Regions from separate parts of the Homo sapiens genome. Here region 2 is linked to region 1. The links are chromatin loops, found by intact Hi-C in ENCODE. Cell type or tissue: heart right ventricle. All regions are shown on one strand. Links, peaks and the distances in the headings refer to the core of each region. The heading gives the core; the rest is flanking DNA.

Region 1 (11,123 bases), core at 2,722-10,721:
ATCTAGCTCAGTGGATCTGCACTTTTACCTAAGATAAAATAAACATAGGGCAGAGGAAGCAATCAGATATGCATTTGTCTCAGGGGAGCCGAGGGATGGCTTTGAGTCCTGTTCTTTGTCCCGTACCTATGAAGAGAAGCTATCAGTGTACTTTGTCGGGGTGAAATTCAACAGAACTGTTTCAGGGTTGAGACACTGGGTCCCAGAAGGAATTTCCCAGTGGGCAAATTGTGAGCGAGGGAGGGAGGGAGGATTTTTTTTTTTAATCTTTGTAGCTATCTCATTTAGCAATAAAATGAGAGACAGGTTTGCCCCCAGTTCCCAACTTCACTTTTCTCTTTGGCCTACTGATTTGATCCTGAGATTTCTTTTCCTTTCACACTGCCCCATGGGCTGGGCCCAATCTCAGGCCTGGTGTTGCTGAGAAGCTCAGTGCAGCCTGGGTCTCCCATAGGCCACAGGGCAGGCAAACCTCTCCTCAGAGCTGAGTGTGTGGTTCCAATCAGGGATGGGGCTCTAGCCAGTCATTGGGGGGCCAGTCAAAGCTGAAGATGGGGACATTCTGAGGACCAGGGCTGGGTCTGATATTTTGATTGCTTGAGTGGGCGACAGAGAGCAGTGTTTCCTTAAATTTCCCCCCAAAGATATAAATCATGCCCTTCGCAACCTAATCCTTTCCTCTGTATCCCTTTCACTCTGGTGGGAGGACTCCTTTCCAGCAAAATTCTTTCTTGGGAGCAAATAAGGACTGCAAACTGCCAGGTCCCTTTCCCAGGGAGGGGCCTTTCCATTGCCACTACATCATTTCCAGGGCCTAAGTGTGAGGCCTGGAACCTGCCTACTCCTTTCCCAGGAAGTGAGGATGAGGATGAGGATTGGGCTTTCATGGGAGAACTCTCCATGGCTTCTACCAACCCTGGGGCCAGTCCCAGTGGATTCTAGGGGCAACAGAAGACTCCCAACTAAGCTATCCAGCTCTGAGCCAGCTGCCAGCTCTTCCCCACCCAGTCATTTCCGCTGCCTGGTTCTCAGCCAGCTCTGGAGCCATGGGGCAGGCTGGGATGAGGTCTGGGCTTTGGTGAGAGTAGCCCCTTGGTTCCTGAAGGTGTGAAGCCTGCCCCTAACTGCAAAGATAAATGAGGACTGCAAAAGGACCAACCAGCTCCCCGACTCACCACTTCAGATGACTTCTAGGTCTAGAAGCCCTGGGGAGCCAGAATGAATCCCGGATCCTCCTGGGGAAAGCTACTCTGTTTTTTATAACATTGTCCTGTGGGCCAGACCCAAACTCAGGCCTGGTGTTGCCAAGAGGCTCAGTGCAGCCTGGGTCTCACACAGGCTACAGGGCATGCAGACCTCTCCTCCAAGCTGAGTGTCAGGTTCCAAACAGGGATGGGGCTGTAGACAGTCCTGGGGGTGCCCAGTCAAAGCCAAGGATGGAGGCCCTCAAGCCTTCCCCTCTCAAGCCTGGGGCAAGAGATGACCCAGCCACCTTCCTCTCAGCCAGTTGCTGGTTTCTATTCCACTCTTCATAGACCATTAGCAGCATTTGATCCAGATGACTGTCCTCTCCTAGAAACCCTTTCTTGGCTTCCCTGTCACTACACTCCCCTGGCTTTCCTCCTACATCCACACTCTGGATTTCTGTTGTCAACTGGCATCGTTCAAATATATTCTGGTAAAGAATTTTCCAGAACTAAAGACTTGAATTAACAGACTGGCAAAAGTATAACATGTGCCAAACAGGGTAAGAATGAAACTGTACATCAATAATAAAGACCAAGCTTAAAGGCAACCAAAGAATGAAAAAAAGTGTCAGGCTATTTTTATCTTCAAAAACAATAAATGTCAGTAGCAATCACAGTATAAAAGTGTTGAAAGAAAATAACTGCCCAACTAAAATACACAGCCACTTTCTGAACTCAATCTTATAAAGACTGAGTGCTCTCCCCTACACAGAACTACTTCAAAAGATTAACTTCAACAAGAAGGAAAGATTGGAAATCAAATATTTTAAGCAAAGAAGTATATTGATAGAGCTCAATAAGCTCAAACTACAAACAATTGTAGGAACTATATTTAGGATTTTAAATAAGGTATGTCTAAAAGAGTAGACAACAATAACAGATTCTGCAAATGTAAATCTTGGAGAAAGTTACACATGCTTAAGTATGTATCTTGTTTTGGAGAAGGAAAGAAGGATGATCAACTTTCAAGTTTTATGGAAAAACATAAAATTAGGTATTTTGTTAAAATTGTAAATGTAAACAACACAATTAGAATAGAATGTATATTTGCCATATCAGTAAAAGAAAGGGAAGGGAAATAAGATAATGCAATGGAAGGCAAAAAAAAAAAAAAAGAGAGAGCAGATGAGCAGGTAGGGGGTGAAACAAAGGCATGGCGTATAGACTGTAAGGTCATGAAATAAGCTCAAAATGTCCTCAGTCGCAGTGAATAACCATAGACTAATTATGCCCATCTAAACACAGGCTATCAGTTGGGATTAAAATAAATTTTTCATCAATATGTTACATAGAGAAGATATATCTAAAATATAAAAAAGACAGCCCCTTCCACTCTATGAGGACACGGTGAGAAGGCACCATCTATGAACCAGACAGCAAGTCCTCTTCAGACACCAGATCTGCCAGTTCCCTGATCCTGGACTTCCCAGCCTCCAGAAGTATTTAAACAGTCAAGTAAAATCAAGCTGGATAATCATGGCAGAAAGTGAGCTTGATCCCTATGAATATGTTCTCATGAATATGCGATGAGAAGGCTGACCAGTCTGTTGTGGCAGCCCCAACTCTGCTGCACAGAGACAGATGCTTGCAAGAATGACCAGGACCCTGTGATGATAATGGCATCAGCGCTACTATGATCTTGATGGCCTGGCTGGTGACTGCAGTGGTCTTGTTCCTACTGAGACCTCCTGATTGAAGAGGATCCGACGTACCTGAAAAGCCAACCAGTCCTCATAATGAACAAGATCCACCTGCTCCTCTTGTGGCTAATTTTGTGACATGGGAAGTGAAGGTGGTTAACACCTTGCAGGACCAAATGAACAACAATGACCAGAGTACTCTTAATTCTATGAGAACTGTTTTTCCTTTTGCATTTGCAATATGGGATGGGATGGTTTCCATGAGCTTCTAGAAATTTCACTCGCAAGCTTATTTTTGCTTCCTGTATTCTTGCCATTTCTAGTTACAGTATATTTGAGTAAATTATTGCATTTTTAAAAGTCACATGGGGTTGGTTGTCCTAAATTTAAACATTCCTTTCATTCTGCTTGTAACTGTGATCATAATTTTTGTGATGATTTCTGGTCTGATTGAAGGAAATTTGACCACTCTGCCTTTAAATATTTTAAATAGTTTTGATAGCTTTGTAAATTCCTTTTTTATAAAGTTATTTGGGGTTGTCTGGGATTGTATGAAAGAAAATTAGAATCATACTGTATTTATATTTACTTTGGTAGGTTATTTGTGGGTGGCAGTTTTCTCTAGTTCTTGGGACTATGGCAGTTCTTGGAATATTTTACAAATTGCAGCTGAAACCTGTATCATCCATTACAACTGGCTTATGTGGCTAAAGTAGAAGAAGAGAAGAAGCGAAATGGTTGTTTACTTTTTTCCTACCCCCATTAAATTGTCTAATATTAAGAAAACTTTAAATAAACATGGTTAATCGGTATGGTAGGTGATTCACAGTCCATTATCTGACTTTGTAACGTAGCCTTACACAGTTCATGAACGGAGGAAAGCATTCATTCTTTCTGTCTTTGCCCAGTATAATCTGTATAGTAGTAATTTAAGCTGTGATTTATGTTTAAAATGAGTCCCTCTTGGGAAACTTCTTTTCTGTGCTAATATTTGCCTGTTAATATGAAACTATCTGAAAGCTGTATTAGGGCCTGTTGGGTTACTAACATTTGAATGCTTATTTACTTATTTACTATATAATTTTATTTTAAAAAGTCTTTGAGGCTTTTATTATCCTTATAATGACTTATTAAAATTGTAATGAATTATTAGTTTATTTCAAGGAAAATGAGAAGCAGTCAAGGATCTTCTCCCCTTTTATCTCACTCCCGTTTTATTGGTAATGGGATGAGTTGAAATGAGAAGGAACATTAATATAATTTTGAAATGTATACAAAAGTAAAAGTTGCACTGTTTTGCTCAGTTTGAAACAAACTGAATACAAATAGCATTTTAAAAGTCTGCATGACCTATATGGTTGTGGATATTTTTTCTATCAAGTGATTGCAGATGATTTATGGGGACTAGAAGATATTTTGATATCAATGTAAGGAATTTTTCCTCTGGCAGTCTAGCTTTTTACTTTATAAATCTGAGAAATTACTTGTATAAACTGAATAAACTTCTGTATGTCATTGTACAGTTAAAAAACATAAAGAGGGAAAAAATTGCAAGTGAATGGGTAGAAACAGATAACATCATGTGTACATTAACCAGAAAATTGTTGCAACTATATTACTATCAAACAAAATAGAATTTAAGGCAAAAAGATAAGCATTAATAGAAACACAGTGAGGCATCCCTTAGTAGTAAAAATGAAATGCTATCTGCCTCTCCTTCCTTCTTCTCTGAGAATTGTTGAAAATTTCACACCCTTGGATCCAGCTCTTTCAATTCTAAGTCTAGAGAAACTCCTGCACATGTAAATAATGAGATCTTCGTAAGACATTGTTTGAAATAACTTCAAAATGTAAAGTACATACGTTTCCACAGGGAGGACAATGACTATGCCTGGCAAGTTTCTATGATGTAATATTATACAATTAAAAGGGAATCATCTAGATCTAAATGTACAAGTATGAATAAATAAGTAGCACATAGAATTACTTAGAAAACAAAGGCAGAATGATAGATCTAGTGTGATGCCATTGATGGAACTTAAAAGCACACAGTCACACATGCTAAATAATGTTGATGGATATTTACTATAAGTACAAAAACATAAATGGTATGGATACATACTAAGTTCTCGTTAGTGGCTGCCTCTGGAAGGGGAGAGGGAGGGAAATCAAACTGAGAAATACCACAATGCAGACCAAATTCCATCTGTCATGTGTTCCTTCATTAAAAAAATTAAAATATCTGAATCAAGCATAATAGCATATTGTTAGCTCTGGGGTGGACACAGAATTTGTTGTATTGGTCTCTGTACTTTAGTGCATTTATTTTAAAAATTCATGATAAAAGGATGCCTTTTCTATATCTTGCCCATTCAAATAACCCTCCTACCCATCAGTCCCTAGGAAAGTCCATAAGTAGATCAGTCAGGTGAGGCCTGATCAAGTGGTTCTGATGATAATGCCAAGGACTCCATTTCCTTTTGTTATTCCCCTCTGCCTCCCTTGTTGTCTGATTCATCTTGAGGATCCCTACCACGTTCTCTGAACAGCTCCAGTTGTTTCCCTCATAATTGCAAATGACTGTGGCACCTGCAAGCCTCACATTCTCGTGTCATGCTTTCCAGGGGACAAGCGGGTGTCTCTCCAATAAGCTTCCTCACAAAAAAGAGGAATCCCTCTTTCCCAGAAACCCTAGAAATAGACTCCTCACATGGCCTGTGTGTCTGTCCCTGGGCCAGTCACTACAGCCAGAGGAATGAGTGATAAGGGCCATGTGGCCTGGCTTGTTTATCTGGACCCACCCCAGAGGCTAGGAGTGTAGGCACCCAAACCTTGTGTTTGATCATGAGGTGGGCAGTTTCCATAAAACAAAATCAGGGAATTATTGGAGGGAGCCGAGGGCAACGGAGGCTGAAGCAGCAATTACAAATATTTATTAACCCACAGATCCCTTAATACCTTAATTATACCTTATCACACACCATGCCTGGTTTATTTATTCTAGTCTTCACCACCTGACTATGAAGACAAAATGTTTCTGGTTCATTCTTGATGCCAAACTGTGCCCTCCATGCCTCTACCACATAGTTAGTTTCCAGTAAGAGATTCTTGAATGGAGGGGTAACAGCCATCCATCTAAAGAGTGACCTGAATGCTCCAGAGAGCACATGATATCATTTGAAAGCAGGGACCTCAGAAATCTCTGGTTCTCTGCATTACGGGCTTCAGTCTTGTAAAACTGAAAAATATCTTCCTGTGATGACAGATAAATGTGGGTCATATACAGCACTTTCCAAGCCCCTCTCTCTCACTTGGATCTCAGAAGTGTGTTCACAAGATCTTATGTTTTTGGAAAATTTGGAAAAGTAAATTATTTGCCCCAAATTGGATAAGCCTACAGCATCTCTCCACCCTAACATCTCCTCTACCACACCTTCTTACATGTTGGGTAGCACTCAACTGCCAGGAACACTTTGGGGATCCAACGAAGGGGAGGTTAAGTTAGAGAGACACTCAGTTTGGTTCAGTGGGTTTCACATGAGTGTGTGTCATTGCTTCATTATACAGTGATATTATACTGTCCTTCCAGGAATACTCTTGTTGTTCACTCAGCATTATGTACAAAGGCAGAGAGAGGGCCAGAGATCATATCATATCATCATATTAAAATGTCATACAGTGCCTGGCAGTGTGCACAGTGCTGCAGAAACAAAGTTGGATGTGTATGGAGCCAGGTGCCAGTCTGTGAAAAAAATCTGCCAATCATCATATGTGTAACACTGTAATTGGAGGATTCTGTTTTCATTGGTGCTGAGTCCAAATGTTCAATAATAAAACACACATTTTGATTAACTATGTGACTAAATTATATTCAAATTTTATGAACAGAAAATGATATAAATGTTATCAGCTAATAAAGAGATTATCAAAGAGTAAGCAACCAAAACAAGTAGGCAAAAAGCATCAGAGAGTAATTAATACAAAGATGATGTTGTTTTTCTGGATTTCATAATGTTTATCATAGTTGTCAACTTTTCTCATTCAAAAAAACCCTTATTTTTATACCTAATTTTAATTAAAAATTTTTCAGTTTGTATTAAAGAGGACTCCCCAAATTATATGAGTTTCCAACTTCATAAAACCTAAATCTGTCTTTGTTCATATCAGATAAAAATAGGCCACACAGACTGCCAAGTAGGTACAGTCTTGGAACTGTCTGTGGTGCTGGACCCAAGGTTCACTTGGCTCTCTCCATGGTACTTACTGCCCAAGCCAAAGCTGCTCCTGGTGGTGAATAGTTGGGTTTATTAATGGAAGTGAGGCTTAATGTCATAGGAATGGATGCTTTTGTCCATGGAAAAAGTGTCTCAATAGGGTTAAGGAGAACACTACAGATGATTCTCAAGTATTGGGGACACCCAAAAGATAAGGGCATCAAGAGTATCAGCTCAAGGAGAACTCACCCCAAGCCATGTCTGAGTTTACATCAGGGGCAGAGGGGAGGAGGGACCTGGGGTGAGGGAGAGGAACCTAGAATACAATACACTGCAGGTGGGGGCCTTCTGAAAGGGGAAGGGAGAAGAGGGTGACTGAGAGGGGTGGTCCTGAGAGGGCCCTGAGGGTCAGAACAAAGGCCCTGCCCACTGCGTTGGTGGAAGATTTGCTGACTGAAGCTGAGATATCACTGCAAAGTCCCCATTCAGCTGAAAGCCTGTATGAATTGGAATGGATACATATGATGTCTTTGTAAAGGTCTGCCATCTGCTAAAGACTGCCTCTCTGGCCTAGAAAGAGCATATGGAAGAGCTCCTCATGACTGGGTTTCACCCACAGAATTTACAACTTTGCATCCAGGACAGTGGCAGAGGGAATTTCCAGGTTCACACCAGAATAACTACTGCAACAGGCTACCCACAAGGGCACAGTATAACAACATTGGGAGGCTCAGAGCATCTACATTAGTTCATTTTAGGGCAACTGACAGTCAGAAATTACAAGACCTTCATCCCTCCCAACACCCCCATCACTACTCTGAGGATCCCCCAAATTAAAAAGAGACTACTTAATGTAGAAAGCACCAGGGCACAGAATCCACTCAGGAACTGCATCCATGAGGGAGAGCCTACCAGAAATGGTGCAGACATGCTCTCACCCCTTGAAACTAGACTAGTTTCAATGTGTGGGAAGACACAGCTCCCCACTTCTGATCAGGGGGCTTTATGGTCCAGGCTGGAGACTGTATTCCTGAGTTTGTTCCCAATATAGTAAAATAGGACATAGAGCCATATGACTCTGGTTTTCCACAGGTGTTGAATGAACCCAACTCACCACTAAGGACTGCCCAAAGATTTTTATGACACAAACTACTTTTTGCCAGTCAATATCCCTTCTTCCCTTCCAATGTTATTAAGGTTGCACTGCATTGCCTGCCTTGCAGTGAGGTGTGGCCATGTGACTACACACAGGATAATGAGATGTAAGCAGACATAGGCCTCTTAAAAGAAGATGACTGAAGAAGGGGAAGAGTTCTTTTGCCTTCTCCCATTTGCTTCTAAGTCCAGTGACATCCAGAGCTCCAGGGGCCCTGGAGCTTAGGGTGCCCTCGAGACTAGAACTCACCTGTTAAAGATAGAGGAGCAAAAAGATAGAAGCTTGAGTCCTCAGAGAGACCACAAAGCCACAACACCTGTTCTGGACTGTCTACCTCTGGACTTCATATGAGAGAAGTAAACTTCTGTCTGCTTTAAGCCACTGTTTATTGGAGTTTTTGCTGTCATATCCCACTGAACTTGATACTAGTTGTTTCAGAGACAGTCTAATACTTACGCTGATTGAGACTGAATGGACATCTGCAGGCTGATTTCCTCTTGGAACGTTTTGCTTTCTGTTCTAAGACACTGGCCTGAGAGGAAAAGGAAATTAAAGCTCCTGTTGTGAATGTCTATGCTTGTTCTCTGCCTCCTGGGAAGGTAATCATTGCCCAGGCCCATGGTTCACAAATAGGGACTATGTTGCCCTTCCAGTGTCCTCACTTAGAACCTGTAGAACAGTGGATCTCAAAGTGCTGTCTCAGGACCAGCAGAACAGCCACAGCTGAGAACCTTTTACAAATGCAAATGGTCCAGCCCTACCTCAGACCTGCTGAATCAGAAATTCTGGGGGTGGGTCCCACAATCTCTGTTTTCACAGCCCCTCAGGTGACTCTGATGCAGGATAATGTCTAAGAACCACTGGGTTCCCAAGAGGAATTATACACAATACCAGTAAAACAGACAGCACCATCAGGAACAGCCAAGATTCAAGGCATTTTTAGAGGGTCTTGGGAGAAATGAGGGCTTAGTCTATCAATGTTGGAAAGTGGACAGAGGAAACAGGATTTAATAAATGCTCACATGGACCCAGGAGTTTGATGATCTTCACTGTTGCCAAGAAATTCAAGCTTAATGTGAAATTCAAGGCTTTCAACTAAATTTTGGCTCTTACCTTTGCTTTTTGGACGTGACCTCTTTCAAAGGATGAAACATATGGAAGCTCAATTCATTATGGTCACATCAGTGAAAGTAATATTTTTCTAAACACTAGGGAAGTCTTCCTTAGGATCAGCCAGCAGAAACTGACACAAGGAGACTAATTTTCAGCCTTGAGCATAGGTTCCATTTTGGAAGCAACTCAAAATATCTGCTAAGTGGGTCATATAACATAGCCTGGTCATCTCCTTTAGGACTAAAAGAAGAGGTGGGTCTGGAGAAAGAGGAGCGGCACAGCCTCTGAAAGAAGAACTAACTAGTGTCCCAGCTTGGGAACACCCCCCTGAACACCTGGGGGCATCTGGTGAGTGATCCACACAGCCCTAGCTGATTGCAGGGCTCACACACTATTAGGCTAAAATCCATCTTTTCATTGACTTGACTTCTTCAGAGTGGCCCACCTGATTGCTGGAGGAAGCTGGCCCTGCATTTGCTGTAGACCTCAGGCCTGTTGTAGCGGGCATTTATTATTCCCAGGATTTTATTGTTATGTTTAGAAAATCTTCAGGCTTGTGACCCTGACCTCAAGGTAGAATCCAGAAAAGTCCAATTTCCAGTCTTCCTTGTAGCGAGGACACAGCCAATCCAATGGTGTTGAAACTTTGATGCAGAAGTGGGCAACTTGAGGAAGAGGGCTGAAAGTGGAATCTCATTTGATGGTGAGAACAGCAGCAAAGCTCTCTGCTTTCAGAGGTGGCAATAATTGCGAAGTCATGTCCCTGGCATGGAAGAGACATCACTGGGGTGGCAGCAGCAACAGTGGCAGCAGTTTCATCATCAGTCATGCAGCATGCTATGGCTTCAGATACCTTTTCTAGTTTCTCCAGCCTTACAAGAATTCTATGACCAGCTCAACATCTTTTTCATAAACTCATTTTCTGACCTAGCAAGAATTATCTTCTTTTGATAGCAATTAACATTATGACCAATATGAAAATGGACACTGGGATTGTGACAATCAACAGAACCTCGAGGACATGAGGGTTACCTTGAATTGGTTATCTGGTCTGGCTGGGACTGATGGTTTGGAATATCCAGAAGTATTAGGGGATGGGATCCTGGAAGCCAAGGATATACTTGTAGTTACCTGGGATGAAATGCTCTCTGCAGTCAATGTTTTGGGATATCTGGTAGGTGCTCCCAAGGTACAATAGGAAGGTCATGATTCCACTCAGTTTCCATGATCCCTGGAGATCCTTTAAGGCCAAGACTTCTAATTTACTTTTCGAGTTCCATCCTAGGCTCACTCAGGCCCACTCTCATATTTCTCCTTTGGAATCTTAAAGTCCACTGGGCCTTGTATACACTGGATTACTCTTGGATGATCAAATTTTGGGGGTAGTCCTCTCCCCTTCCCCCTCCTCTCCTCCCTTCCCTCCACTTATGCCAAGTTACAGCCACCAGGAAAAATGGCAAAACATTTATTGAGTCATCTACAGCAGTCTGACATCCTTAAAATCCTGGACAAGATAGTGAGCACAGCATTAATGGCAGCAGCAGTAGCAGTAAGGTCTGTGGGGCTTACTTAGCTTTACTGTGGGAGATGAAACCCAGGCTGGTCCAGCTCCCACAAGTGAGGCAGGAACCATGTCTGAGATGCCAGGGGCTGCACCACTCCAGCCCTGATAGAGGCAAAGCTACAGAAGACAGACATCAGACAAGACACACATAGCCAAGTGCAGAAACACCCCAAGACTGTGAGTTCAGGA
Region 2 (12,751 bases), core at 2,413-10,412, 110 kb after region 1:
ATCAGCAGTTTTGCTTGAAGCCCGGCCAGGGTCTGAACCGTGGGGCGTAGTCATTGCTCTGAAGCCTCCAGGGAGGCAGGGCAGGGATTCCCACAGCCCTGCACAGCCGGAGATGCAGGACAGGCTGCAGTTGGGGCAGCCCTGAGCTTCTGCAGGCCTTCCAGAGTAAAACCAGCAGCAGCCTGGCCTGGGTGGCTCCCTCTGCTTCCAGGGGCAGTGTCTAGATGAGCAGAAAGACTCCGTTGCCCCTGTTCTATGCTGGGAATCTTCTATGGAGGCAAAAAAGACATCTGCACAACCTTGTTTTTCTGGAAAAGTCATCCAAATAGTTCCCCGACACAGAACCCTTCAATTTTCCAAAGGAGTAAATTAAATGCCTGCTCATTGCTTGAAAAGCTAATGCTCCTCACACTGGTTTGAGGAGAAATTTTCAATCCAATGGAGCTGAATTTTCTGTGATAGCTAATTATCACTTACCATGTGTGAGATAGGGTGCTGGAGGGTTATCTTTGGGAGGGTTATCTAAGCGGATTCTCGTGTCACCTCACGAGGCAGATACCATTGTCACCCTAATTTTACAGATGAGGAAATGGAGGCCCAGAGAGGTTGAGTAACTTGCTGGAGGTCACACCGCTGGCAGAGGGGATAGTTGGTTTTGACGCTCTGTCATCCTGACCCCCATCCTTGTGAGTTCTCTATCATTCTCACAACAGGAACAGAAATGTCTAGCGTCTAGACTGTAGCCAGGAAGCCGGGGTCCTAGCATGGAGCCACTGCATGAGCTTGGGTGGCCTTCCCACATGCTGTTCATTTCCTCACCTGAGAACAGGGAAGGGGACAGCTGTGCTGGCCATTCTGGCCCGGACATGCAGGGATCCTGTGACTGGAGCCATCTGGGCGTTTCCAGCAGTCACGTGCTCTGCTGTTGTTTGTTCTGAAGATGCAGGAGCCGTAGAGGAGAATAACTCACAGAGAAGGGCAGTGGGAATATTCCAGGCCAGGGTCTTGGAAACCACCTTAGTCACCTTCTTCAGCATCCCCTGGTCAGAGGATTCAGCAGCTCCCAAGCAGTGAGTGTTCCCTCCTCTTCCCCCAAGGATCTTGAATCAGCAGGTAGAGAAGGGTAGAGAAGAGGGGGTTGCAAAACCCAGTATTAGTGGGGGAGACGAGGAGCTGGTCTTGGAGAGTACAGGGGGTGGAGTCAGAGAGCACAGACCTACCCAGAGGGCCTGGGGTGATGGGGCCAGGCGGGGATGGAGCCCTGAGAATCCCCCAAGTGCTCAGGAAACAGGTACTCCATGAAATATCTGTGTCTCCCTCTGAGGCAGGAGGGAAAAGGGAAAGAAAGGCTACCTGAGGTCCCCAGTCTGGGAGGAGGAATGCCCCCACAGCCTGTGAGAGGGTGGGGTGGAGAGAAGGGGGTCCAAGAGCTGAGGTGCAGCAAAACTTCTTACAGGGAAGCAGGAGCAGTCTCAGAAGCTCAGGTCTGCCAGTGGACAGGCATGAGGAGCTGGGAGCTCACAGCAGTTGAGCATGCAGTTGAGAGGAAGCTGCAGCCCTCCCTCCAAGAGACGGAGTAGCCTGCCATGTTCTCCAGGGCACCAGGGAGTCCTGGAAGCTGTGAACTCCTGGGAAGCCCCAGTTGGGACTGAGCCACCAGAGAGGCAGTGTCTGGTGACCAGTGGCTCTTCCTAGGATGCTTCCTTCTTCCTTGGTGGCCAAGTGTGAGGCCAGTAACTTTAACTGGAGCCCTGCCCTTTTCTGGGTGAAGGAGAGAGGACCCTAGCCTGCTAATGGCTCCTGGAGCCTCACTTCAATGCCACTGTCCCTCTCCTATGGGAACACACAGTGACCACAGGGTTCCACATAGTTTTCCTTCCTTGGATAGAAATCAAGATGCTTGTCATCTGTCATCAACTCTTTCAGTGCCTGGCTGGGAAACCATGTGGTCCCCAAACCAGAGGGTTACACTCAATCATCACAAAGGGTCTTGGTGTATCAAATAGCTGTGGTTCTTGGTGACCTGGGGATCCCAAGACTTTCACCAAAGGTACGTTCGGATGGTGCATCTTGATCTCCCATGGTGGAGGAACACGTGATTCTCCTGCAACATCTCAAGACCCCAGTCACCAGGCAGCGTGAGAGATTCAGAAGAAAAACAACTGGTCCTGCAGAAATGGACATACTGACCAGATTCCTCTGATCTGTAACCTCCTGACAATAGCAAGGTCCCAGCTCCTCGCCCTGCCTCCCTCTTCTCTCCTTCCTGTCTCCTTCCTCCCAGAGCTTCTTGGTCCCCAATTACTCAGAACTGCAGGAGGCCTGCCAGGGAAGAAATTAGAGCTACACATCAGCTATTCTATATTTACCACCTGATGGCTGAGGAGGATCTATCTTCTGCACAATTAAATGAAAAGATTTTTAATATCGGCAGGCAAAGGACTCTAGCAACAATGGAGAATTAGGTTAGAGCCAGCAATTGGATTAGCGCCGAGCTGTAAGTGAAATGAGGACTCAGACACGGGAGGGTCATACTTCTCCTGGTGACAGGCCCTTCCTTGGTGTGGCGTGGGGAGGGTCTGGGATGGCGAGGCCCAGGCTGGGTTCCTGAGCCTGGCCCAACCCCCATCCCTGAGGACTAAAGGCTGGCAGGGGCAACCTCTCCCAGAATCCTCTGCAGAAGAGGAGGCCCTCAGCCAGGTGCAGGGGCTGAGCAAACACAAGGGTTTTCATGGATGCCACCCTGGGGCCCCACAGACAGTCAGGAGCTGCATCCCCAGCTGAGAAGTAGACCTCACCAACGTCCTTGAACTTCTCCCTAGTTCAGGCCCTCCTCACCTTTCACCAGGGCTGCTGCAGCCATCCTACCACCTTGTCTCTCTCTCACCTTCCAGTCTGACCTGTGAGCATACACAAATCACCCTTCCCTAAGCCAGCCTCCTTCCCTGAAGTGTAGCGGAGAAATTCAAGGGCACACAGGTTCCCATGTGACAGTTATTGAGGGCACAGCAAAGATGCCACAGTTGGAGAGGGTGCAGACAAACAACTATCCCTTCCCTTTTTCCCTCAATTTTGCACTGAGTTATTTTTTCAAGATTTATTAAATGTGAAATGCATGAATGCACCCTGTCTTTGCTAGGTATGTGTTTGGGGACAAATTCCAGCACTGCCTAGGGAGAGATGGCACATGCATCTCACGTTGTTTCTGGCTGCCATCTACCTTTGCTAGGCCACTGCTGCTGTCCTGACATAGCAAACTCAAATTCCTGGCTAGAAACTAGGGCAAGTCTTTCCCATCAGCTTCCTGGAGGTGGGTGTCATGCTTCCCATTCCAAACAGAGCCCTGGGAGGTATCCAGTCTGACCCTGCCTCCTGAAAACATGCAAGCTCCTGTCCTGTTTGTGCAGAGCTCCAGAAGGGAAGACTCCACAGCCAACTGGATCTCTCCTAGTCACATTCCTCTTTCTCACTGACAGTGAGTTGTTCCTTCCTCTGCCCTAAGTCTCTCTGGGAGGGGTCTAAGTTTGCTAGCATTACCTTGAGAAAAGACAGAAGTCAGCTGGTGCTTATGAGAGAGCAGCAGTCATCTTCCCCCAGACTTTCAAATCTAACAGCCCTGAGTGAGAACCACGGGTCCTAGATTGTTATCCCCATTGCAGAGGGTAAAGCAGAGGCTCAGGAAGTGAAAAGGCCACCAGAGAATTAAGTATGGAGAAAGGCTATCCTGGGACTCCCTTGCCCCAAGATCAATAAGTGAAAAGCACAAGCCTTACTTCCCATCATTCCACTACATGCCCAGTCCTGTGCTGAACTGGAGTTGGGATGTCAGGAACAGTGCAGTGTCTGAGATTTTTACCCAATTTACAAGCTAACAAGTTAGCCTGCTATTGTTCCATGGATGCCAGCCAAAGATACAAGATTCCTGGGTCAGAGACAAAGGACTTCATCACTCACAGCAAAAGCACTAGCCAGAGCTGCATAGGATTGCTTCGGTTCTCCGACATCACCCAAGTCCCACAAAGACAATGCAAAGGGCCCATGATGGTGAGTCACCCAATGGATCGCATTACAGGAGAGTAACACTGAGCTTGGAACATTTGCCACTTCTCTAGCGAGTGGAAAGAAACCTGGTCTTTTCCTGGTGGGAGGTGTTACTGCATCTCTCATGGCTGCTCATGGCAAATACAGCCCTGCGAAACAGCCCGGGTAAAGAGTGACTAGAGCCTTGCATTCTCGGCACACCGAGCAAGAATGTTCAGGGATGGGTCCATGGCAAATTTTCTCATGGACCATGGCAAATTGTCTCTCACAACAGGGGAAATTGTCTCTCTCAACTAGGAGAAGAGAAGGGCCTTGTACCTGCCCTCAGGATGCTCCAGATGACCATACCTATAAGAGCTGCCTTGTACATGCACAGTGGATGCCTCGTTGCAGTTCCATATTTTCACTATAGAAGTAACATCAGGAAGAAGGGCTGGGTTCCTGAATATCACACAGTAAAAGCAAGTATCTAAAAAGAATTGTTGTGAAATGAGGTCTGAGTGAGACCCATATTAAAATACTGGAGAAACGTATCTAAATACATCTAGCCAAGAATAAGACTATGCTCATAGAACTTCATGAGTGTGTCAGTTAGGATAAGAAAGGGTAGGCTGCAGTAACAAATATCCTCGAAATCTCAGTAGTTTAAATCTCACACAGGTTTTTTTCTTACTCATGCTACATGCCTATCATGGGTTAAATGGGGCTCTGCCTCAGGCCCAAATGGATGGTTCCCCCAATATATCTGAACCTTTTCCAGTACCTGAGGTTGTAGGTACATGGTGAAGTATGTATTGACTCTTCTGAAAAGAATAAAGACAGGATCTCAGTCTGTCAGCCAGGCTGTAGTACAGTAGTGCAATCATAGCTCACTCAAACCTCAAACTCTTGGGCTCCAGTGATCCTCCTACCTTGGCTTCCCAAAGTGTTGAGAATACAGGCCTGGGCCACCATGCCCAGCCAACTCTTTTCTTTTCCTTTTTTTTTTCTTTTTTCTTTCTATTTTTTTTTTCCCCCTGAGACAGGGTCTTACTCTGTTGCCCAGGCTGGAGTGCAGTGGCGCAGTGTTGGCTCACTGCAGCCTCTGCCTCCCAGGCTCAAGCAATTCTCCTACCTCAACCTCCTGAGTAGCTGGGATTACAGGTGCCCGCCACTGTGCCCAGCTACTTTTTGTATTTTTAGTAGAGATGGGGTTTCACCATGTTGGCCAGGCTGGTATCCAACTCCTGACCTCAGATGATTCGCCCGCCTCCACCTCCCAAAGTGCTGGGATTACAGGTGTGAGCCACTGCACCCGGCCTCAGCCAACTCTTAAAGCGTCTGCCCAGAAGTGACACTCATTGTTTCTATTACAGTCGACTGATCAAGCTAAGTCATGTGACCATAACTAACTCCAGATGGGCACCAAAGGGCCATCCTACACTATGCACAGAAAGAAAGAGAGCTAGGGAATGGGGACTCAGCCCTTATGACACCCAGCGAGGGATTTTATGCTTTCCTTACTCTATAAAGAAACCAGAACAGGAAATCAAAGATGAGACATCATGCACGTGGTTTTTTAAAAATAAAGATATAAAAGAACTCTCATCAGCCAGCAGACTGCTGTTCAAAAAAGAGACCTTGGCCACACATCAAGAGTGCTTAATGAATATATATGATTTTTAAGCTGTCTCCAAATATTTAAGGTGTTTGTCATTGTTTACGATTGTCCACTTTGACTGACTTTTTTGGTTGTCTCAATAACCACATCTTGTAGGGCTTATCTTCCTCAGACTAAATTCTCTCTGGACCTCAAAAAGGAGTGTTTATTTTTTACTGAAGTGTTCAAATAAGTGTCCCAAAGTCACTCCAAACTGAGAGGCAAGACTTCAGAAGGCAGCTCACGTGACTGCTCCCCTGCTCCCTCACCTTTCCCCAGAGGTTTCCTCTTCACACGCCTTCTCCAACTGATGTTACTACCCCTCCTCCTTATCAGCGGAGTAACCTTGGTCAAGTTACATCATCTCTTTGTGCCTCAATTTTCCCATTTGTAAAATGAGATGCTGATAGTGACTGGGGTTTTGTGAGGATTAATTAAGGTGACACGTGACATGCTTTAAACATGCAGTCTGTTGCCGATGTCTGGAATAGGAAAGAATTAGCTATTTGCACAATTATTCCATGGACAACCAACCCTTCCCCTCAAGGTTAAGTGTTTCAGCAGCCCAGTACATCCTTGAGCTTTGTGAACTGCCCTGCCTCAGGCATTTGCTATATGTTTATGAGTCCCTGAATCTGATGGCTCTAGGCAGGAAGCAGACACTTCTATCCCTTCAGAGTCCAAGAGGAAGGCAGTGGCACTTCCACCTCTGGTTGGTCTCTGTACTGGCAATGTTGTACCTGTTTTTTTCCTATGTTCTTGAAAGCAAATACAACTCACCAAGTAGACTGATTTCTGTCAAAGATCACCCTGTCTAGTTCAAATGAAGAGTATCAACTTCTCCAGTTGCCCCAGTTTTGACCCTAACCCATGGGAAATCATAAGCCAGGACTGTGAGCCTGAAGGTGTGTGTGTCTCTTTCCCAGCAGAGTGCCCAGACAGTGGGGTGTCCCAGTGAACTGAAAGTACCCATCCCTAAGACAGTGGATGGTGCCGTTTGAACAGCGTCACTCTTGCGTGGTCAGCTCGGGCTGATGTGACCAATTCCACAGACGACCGGGATAACCGATTCCACAGACCGGGATAACCAATTCCACAGATCGGGGGGCTTAAACCACAGAAAGGCATTTCCTTATGATTCTGGAACCTGGAAGTTCACAATCAAGGTATCTGCGGGGTTGTTTCTTCTGAGGCCTCTCTCTCCTTGGCTTGTAGACAGATGTTTTCTGGCTGTGTCTTCACATGGCCTTCTTCCTTTGTCTGTCTGTGTCTGAATCTCCTCTTCTTATAAAGACACCCGTCATGTTGGATTAGAGCCCACCCCAGTGAACTCGTTTTAACGTGATTACCTCTTCAAAGGTTCTGTGTCTGAATAATCACACTCTGAAAGACTGGGGGTTAGGACTTCAGCATATAAATCAGGGGGTGGGGGAACAAAATTAAGTCCATAACACCTTCCATCCTCAAGTTTCAACTCCAAGAGCAAGGGTGGGGGGCAAGTTTCGATTCATGTCACTGTCAGTCTGGAGTAGAAGTTGCTCCCCTCTGTTATCCCCCCTCTACCTGGCCCCTCCATTGCCTCACCCTAGTTCAGTTCCTCCCAGCCATGCCCTCGCCCGCAGAAAGCCTCCTCCCTGGCCTGCTCTTCCTCCTCTAATCTCACACAGCTCTGGCTTTCTCTCCTGCTACCCCCAGCCTGGAAGGAACCCTGCAGAGGGTGTGGACGGGGTAGGCTTGGCCCATGCTGAGCCAGAGGCAGGACTAGGGAGTCTTGCGGTGAGGCTGGGAAAGAGCCAGGCCGCACAGGTTCCGGAAGCAATGTTTGGGGTTTGGGAGCAGGAAGAGGCCTGGGGGGTGTCCCACTGGATCTATTTGTCCACCCCCTGCCCACATTAGCCCTGGCCCAGTCCTCCTCAGTGGGAGAGAATGGCTCACAGATGTTCCAGATGTTCCCAAGGGCTCCTCCGCCTCCAAGTCCTGAAAAGGGTCAAAGGATAGGCTTGTCATTTCCTGGTAGAGAAGGACTGTAGCTAACCTCGGAACCAGTGCTTTGCAACGTTTCCCTGTGCCTCACCCTATTTCTGTTTTGAACTTCCCTTTTTTTCCCTGTGTATCTATCCGTCTCTTAATTGCCTTGCCAGTCTGTCCTTCTGGTTATGGGTCTCACCATTGCAAGAGGGTCTGTAATGGTAGTGAGGCATCTAAGTCAGGGACTGCTCACATCTTTTCTTGGTCTGATATTTTTGTTTTCATTACTCTATCCATGATGCCTGGAACAGTACCTGGTACACAGTACATCATAGGTTTAATAAACATGTTTGGGGTTTTTTGTTTCCCCCCCTTTTTTTTTTTTTTGAGACGGAGTCTCGCTCTGTCACCCAGACTGGAGTGCAATGGCGTGATCTCAGCTCACTGCAACCTCTGCCTGCCGCGTTCAAGTGATTCTCCTGCCTCAGCCTCTTGAGTAGCTGGGATTACAGGCACATGCCACCAGATCTGGCTAATTTTTGTATTTTTAGTAGAGACGGGGTTTCACCATGTTGGTCAGGCTGGTCTCGAACTCCTGAACTCGTGATCTGCCCCCCTCGGCCTCCCAAAGTGCTGGGATTACAGGCATGAGCCACTGCGCCCAGCCTGTTTCTTTTTGTTTTTTAGAGACAGAGTCTTGCTCTGTCACCCAGACTGGAGTGCAGTGGCACTATCATGGCTCACTGCAGCCTCAAATTCCTGTGCTCAAGCGATCCAACCACCTCAGCCTCCAGAGTATCTGGGACTACACATGCATGCCACCACACCTAGATATTTTTGAATAAATGAATGACAAGAATGAGCAAACCTTGTCTTGGGCCCCAGTGTGCTGTGTAGAGCAGAGAAGAAGTGTCAGGAGCCCTCTGTATAGACAAGGGTAGAGAGAAGCTCAGGAGGTCCTTAGCAGCACCCTGTGGGAGAGCAGGGAAGGCCACAGGAAACCTGACCCCTAAGACCTGGGTCCGGGACTCAAGAGAATGGAAATGGAGAGGAACCAAGAGGAAGCACAGACTGGTAGTGGGCACCCTGTCATTGGAGCTATGTGAGGCGATAAGGTTTGGCTGTGTCCCCACCCAAATCTCATCTTGAATTGTAGTTCCCATAATCCCCACGTGTCATGGGAGGGACCCGATGGGAGGTAATTGAATCGTGGGAGCGGTTTCCCCCATGCTATTCCTGTGATACTGAGTCAGTTCTCACAAGATCTGATGGTTTTATAAGGGGCTTTTTCCTTTTTGCTGGGCACTTCTTGCTGCCGCCATGGAAGAAGGATATGTTTGCTCCCCCTTCTGCCACGATTGTAAATTTCCTGAGGCCTTCCCGGCCCTGCCAAACTTGGTCAATTAAACCTCTTTCCTTTATAAATTACCCAGTCTCAGGTATGTCCTTATAGCAGTGTGAGAATGGACGAATACACAAGGTTACCCAGACGCTAGGAGTCCAGCCCAGAGGAAACACACTAGAGGCCTTAAAAGAGCAGATACCTTCAGGCTCAATGGTGACACGGAACTCTAATTCTAGACCTAGTCCTGCCTTGGGCCCCTGGACCTGGGCAGGCCACTTGCCTTCTCTAATCCTCAGTTTCCTCATCTATATGATGTTAAGAAGAGGTATGACACTGAATTTTTATGACAGCCCATCTAGCCCTGAAGATCAGTTTTCTTGACGCTTGGGAGAGTCTGTCGCAAAAGGGCGGGCTGTGGTCCTTCCCAGAGCTGCTCCAGTGAGCTGGCCATCCTCAGAGGAGAAAGGGAGGAGCCAGAGCACTGGGGAGCCCTGGCAGAGGCACGCAAAGACCTCAGTGAGAACCGGCTTTGCCCTGACTCCCACGCCTCCAGCCATCCCCACAGGCCTGCAGCTCTGAGCTTGATGGCCCCAGGGGTGCTGGAGGAGTGGAGGAAGGCTTAGCAGGGTCAGGGGCCACGGCTTCTTCCGGGGGAACCCTAGACACAGGCTAGAGATGGGCTCCGAAGAGCACGTGTCTGGCAGTAGAAGAGCCTCAGGCAAGGAAGCAGGAGGCCTGGCCTCAGCCCCTGCCCAAGCTCTGATTCTCTGTGTGACCATAGACGAGTGACTCTCCCTCTCTGAGTCCCAACATCCTGATTTACCAAGGCTGGATCTGGGCTCTGCTGAGAAGGGGGCAAGAAGGAAACAAGAAACGTGGAAGGGTCCCAGCCCTTCAGGAGTTCTCGATGTAACTAAAATTTGAGGAAGGGGGGAAAAGTTACACACAGGAAAAGATATTAATAAATAATAAATTATTTGTTGATATAATAACATATAATTTATAATAAACATGGTAAAATCTGGAAAATGGGCTTACTAATCTCCACCCTGCCTTCCTGCTTTCCTAGTGAGGAGCAAGAAATGAAAGCCAGCATCTGCGTGTCACCTGCAGAGCGCCCTGCAGCTGGTCCTCTCATTTGCCCTCCAAGTCAGCTCACAGGCTCAGCCTTAACACGAGGAAAGAGCTCCAAGGAGTTAAGAGACATACACTGACTGTTCTCTCCTTCTGGAACTTTCTCCCTTCCCATGGGCGCCCACAGCCCCCGGGCTTCCCTGTCATAACTCTCGTCATTGCCACCTGCTCCTCGTGGGCCTCCCCCAAGGCTGTGAGCTCCAGAGAGCAGGGTGGTGTCTCTCTTTCTCGCATCTCTATTTACAGCATCCAGCATAGAGCCTGGCCTCAGAAACCCTCCAAGTGCTTGTTTGTAGCAGACCATTGTGTGGCTATGCCCTGAATCAGAGCTGGAATTCACCCAAAGGAAAACAGAAAAGATTCTTTTAGGTGACGTGGGTTTCAAATAATTTGATACGGAAACTTCAGGGAAGTCATGGGAGAAATTAGAATTCTGGACATCCTTATGACTATTTTAATTCAATTTCAATTCATTTCCACAAACATTTTTCTCATGCCTGCTCTGTGCTAGGCACTGCTGAACAAACGGAACAAAAAATCCACCCTTATGCAGCTTACATTCTAATGGAGAAACAGAAATGATACAACAAAGTAAATAAACAAGTTATGTGGCATTTTAGTAGTAAGCACCATGGAGAAAAAAATAAAGTGAAGAAATAGCAAAAGCCACTGCAGAGGCTGCAGGTGGGACTAAGAGTGAAGAGGTGAGTGAGTCATATGGGTGTCTGAGGGAACCTGCTCCAGGCAGAGGGAGTGACAAGTGCAAACGCCCTGGGGCAGGAACTGCAAGGAAGTCAGCAAGGCTGGAGTTGCGTGAGCAATGAAAGAAAGAAAAGAAAGAAGATTCGTCCAGAGAGGCAAGACTCGGAGGTCTTTGTAGTCCTGCGTAGGCCATTGTAAAGCCTTTGGTGTTTTACTTTGAGTGAAATGGGGAGGACTTCACAAATAATAGGATTTATTTTCAGTCATAGTGGGATTTTATTTGAGGGGGCGGGTTGAATAGTTGAATAGCCACCATATCTTCCTGTGCCCCCAAACCTGGCTTGAACCCAAGTGCAACTAACGACAAACGTAGTGCCCACTCCGGAACCCATGCCTCCAAGAAGGGAGAGGCAAGAGAGGAAGAGGCCCTCCACTTTGAAGCCTGAGCCCCGGGCCACGGTGGAGAGAGCTCTGAGCAGCTCTATGAGGGAGTGTGCGGCCCTCTTGGTGACTTAGCCTCCACAGTGCCAGGAATGTGGTGTCTGCCACCAGACCGCTATTGTGAATTGAATGGGGAAAAGGTAAAGGGAGAAATGCAACCCCCAGGGCTGGGGCTGTGCAGCCTGCAGGTTGCGCAATAGACTCTGCTGGCCTCAGGCCTGGCTCTCCACAATCTGGTCCCCTCCCCACGCCCTCAGCAAGCCTCTGGGTCACAGGACTAAAAAGCTGCTTCCAATTAGATTCACTGAACCCCTTGGGCCCTAGAGGGAGGAACTCGACAGGAGCCATTGCTCTGGGTGTAGGGAGGAAGAGGAGGAGGTGATCAGGGAGGTGAGGTGGGAGGATCAGGCAAGCACCTAATCACTGCTTGCCTGGGTGCTCACCGCTCCCAAGCAGTGCTGCAGGCTGGTGTGAAGAGAGTGACCCGGGAAGCTCCAAGACCCAGATTTAAACTCAGTTATGACGTTTCCATGAGTGTCATGACTGAGCAAGAAGGTGAAGAGCCCGCGCCTGTTTCCTCATCTGCGGAACGGAGCGAACACGCCACCTACTTCATGAGACTTAACAGACGATGGAAGTGGAGCATTCAGCACAGAGCCTGGCACATGGTGAGCGTACATTATGCAGCGGTTCCTTTTCTCATCGCCCAGTCCACAAGGCTTCCTGTCTCCCTGTGTGCCCAGATCTCGACATGGCTCAGCAGGGCCGGGAGCGGGAGGCTTCTGAGCTCAGCCTGAGGGGAGACCTGGGCTGGCTGGGGGTCAATGCAGGAACCAAAATAGGATGCAAGAAAGGAGAAGGCAATCTACAGGACTGAGTGTCCTTCAAACTTGTTCACTTTCCCATAGTGAGAAGTTCATTTTTCACTCTGACTCAGCATAAACACGTGCATGTATGTAACATGGAGTTAAAAGCTTCAAGAAGCAATACTGACTCATGCTCTAGCTTCTATTCTCTTCTATTCCATCAAAAAATATTAAATGCTAGTCACAACCCAAACACAAGATTTTTAAAGCTAACGAAAAGTCCAAGCCCGGGCCTGGAACACAGTTGGTCTCACGACTGGTCCCTCTCAGTCTGGGCCAGGGCTGTGTGGACCGACGGGTGAGCAGGTCCACAGGCATTGTGACTATTCTCTTCAAGTCTCCAGAAGGCCACCAAGAGGCAGAAGGGGCAGGAGGCAGCAGAGGCTGAGTGGGCAGATGACGCCCTGAAGAACTGCTTCAGACCCTGTCCAGGACGGCCTTCTGCCCCACAGAGCCAGGTCAGGAGCAGTGGAGTGGGCACCCACGCTGGCTGTCTTCAGGCAGAGGCTAGAGGGCCATCCACCAGGCCACCTGCACAATGTGAACCTGACCTGGGAAGGGCCAAGGGCCTGGAGGACCTGAGAGAGGCCATGTAGCATGGTGGTCAGCACAGAG

What was found. A loop is a pair of places that touch in the nucleus more often than their neighbours do. Peaks named below come from ENCODE experiments on the same cell type or tissue, not always from the same donor. Only the 100,000 strongest peaks of a DNase experiment are listed, where the experiment ranks them.
Region 2: a loop joins it to region 1, with 3 times the contacts of the local background. A loop is called at or near these places in 3 of 110 quality-filtered maps.

The regions. Positions count from the first base shown.
Region 1 is chr7:31,111,171-31,122,293 of GRCh38, reverse strand. It overlaps ADCYAP1R1 (ADCYAP receptor type I), which reads right to left. Exons shown (of 16, transcript NM_001118.5): 16 at 10,820-11,123. It also overlaps the pseudogene LOC124901821. Among named protein-coding and RNA genes, the nearest start is that of ADCYAP1R1, 64 kb to the right of the region's middle. In heart right ventricle, for the core only: no CTCF peak of the experiment used is centred there; a DNase peak (open chromatin) is centred at 7,143.
Region 2 is chr7:30,995,189-31,007,939 of GRCh38, reverse strand. All of the region lies in intron 2 of LOC105375222 (a long non-coding RNA gene), which reads right to left. LOC105375221 (a long non-coding RNA gene) reads left to right here and starts at 950. Exons shown (of 4, transcript XR_927158.3): 1 at 950-1,070; 2 at 6,610-6,846; 3 at 10,063-12,751. In heart right ventricle, for the core only: no CTCF peak of the experiment used is centred there; no DNase peak of the experiment used is centred there; H3K27ac peaks cover 3,263 bases; H3K27me3 peaks cover 244 bases.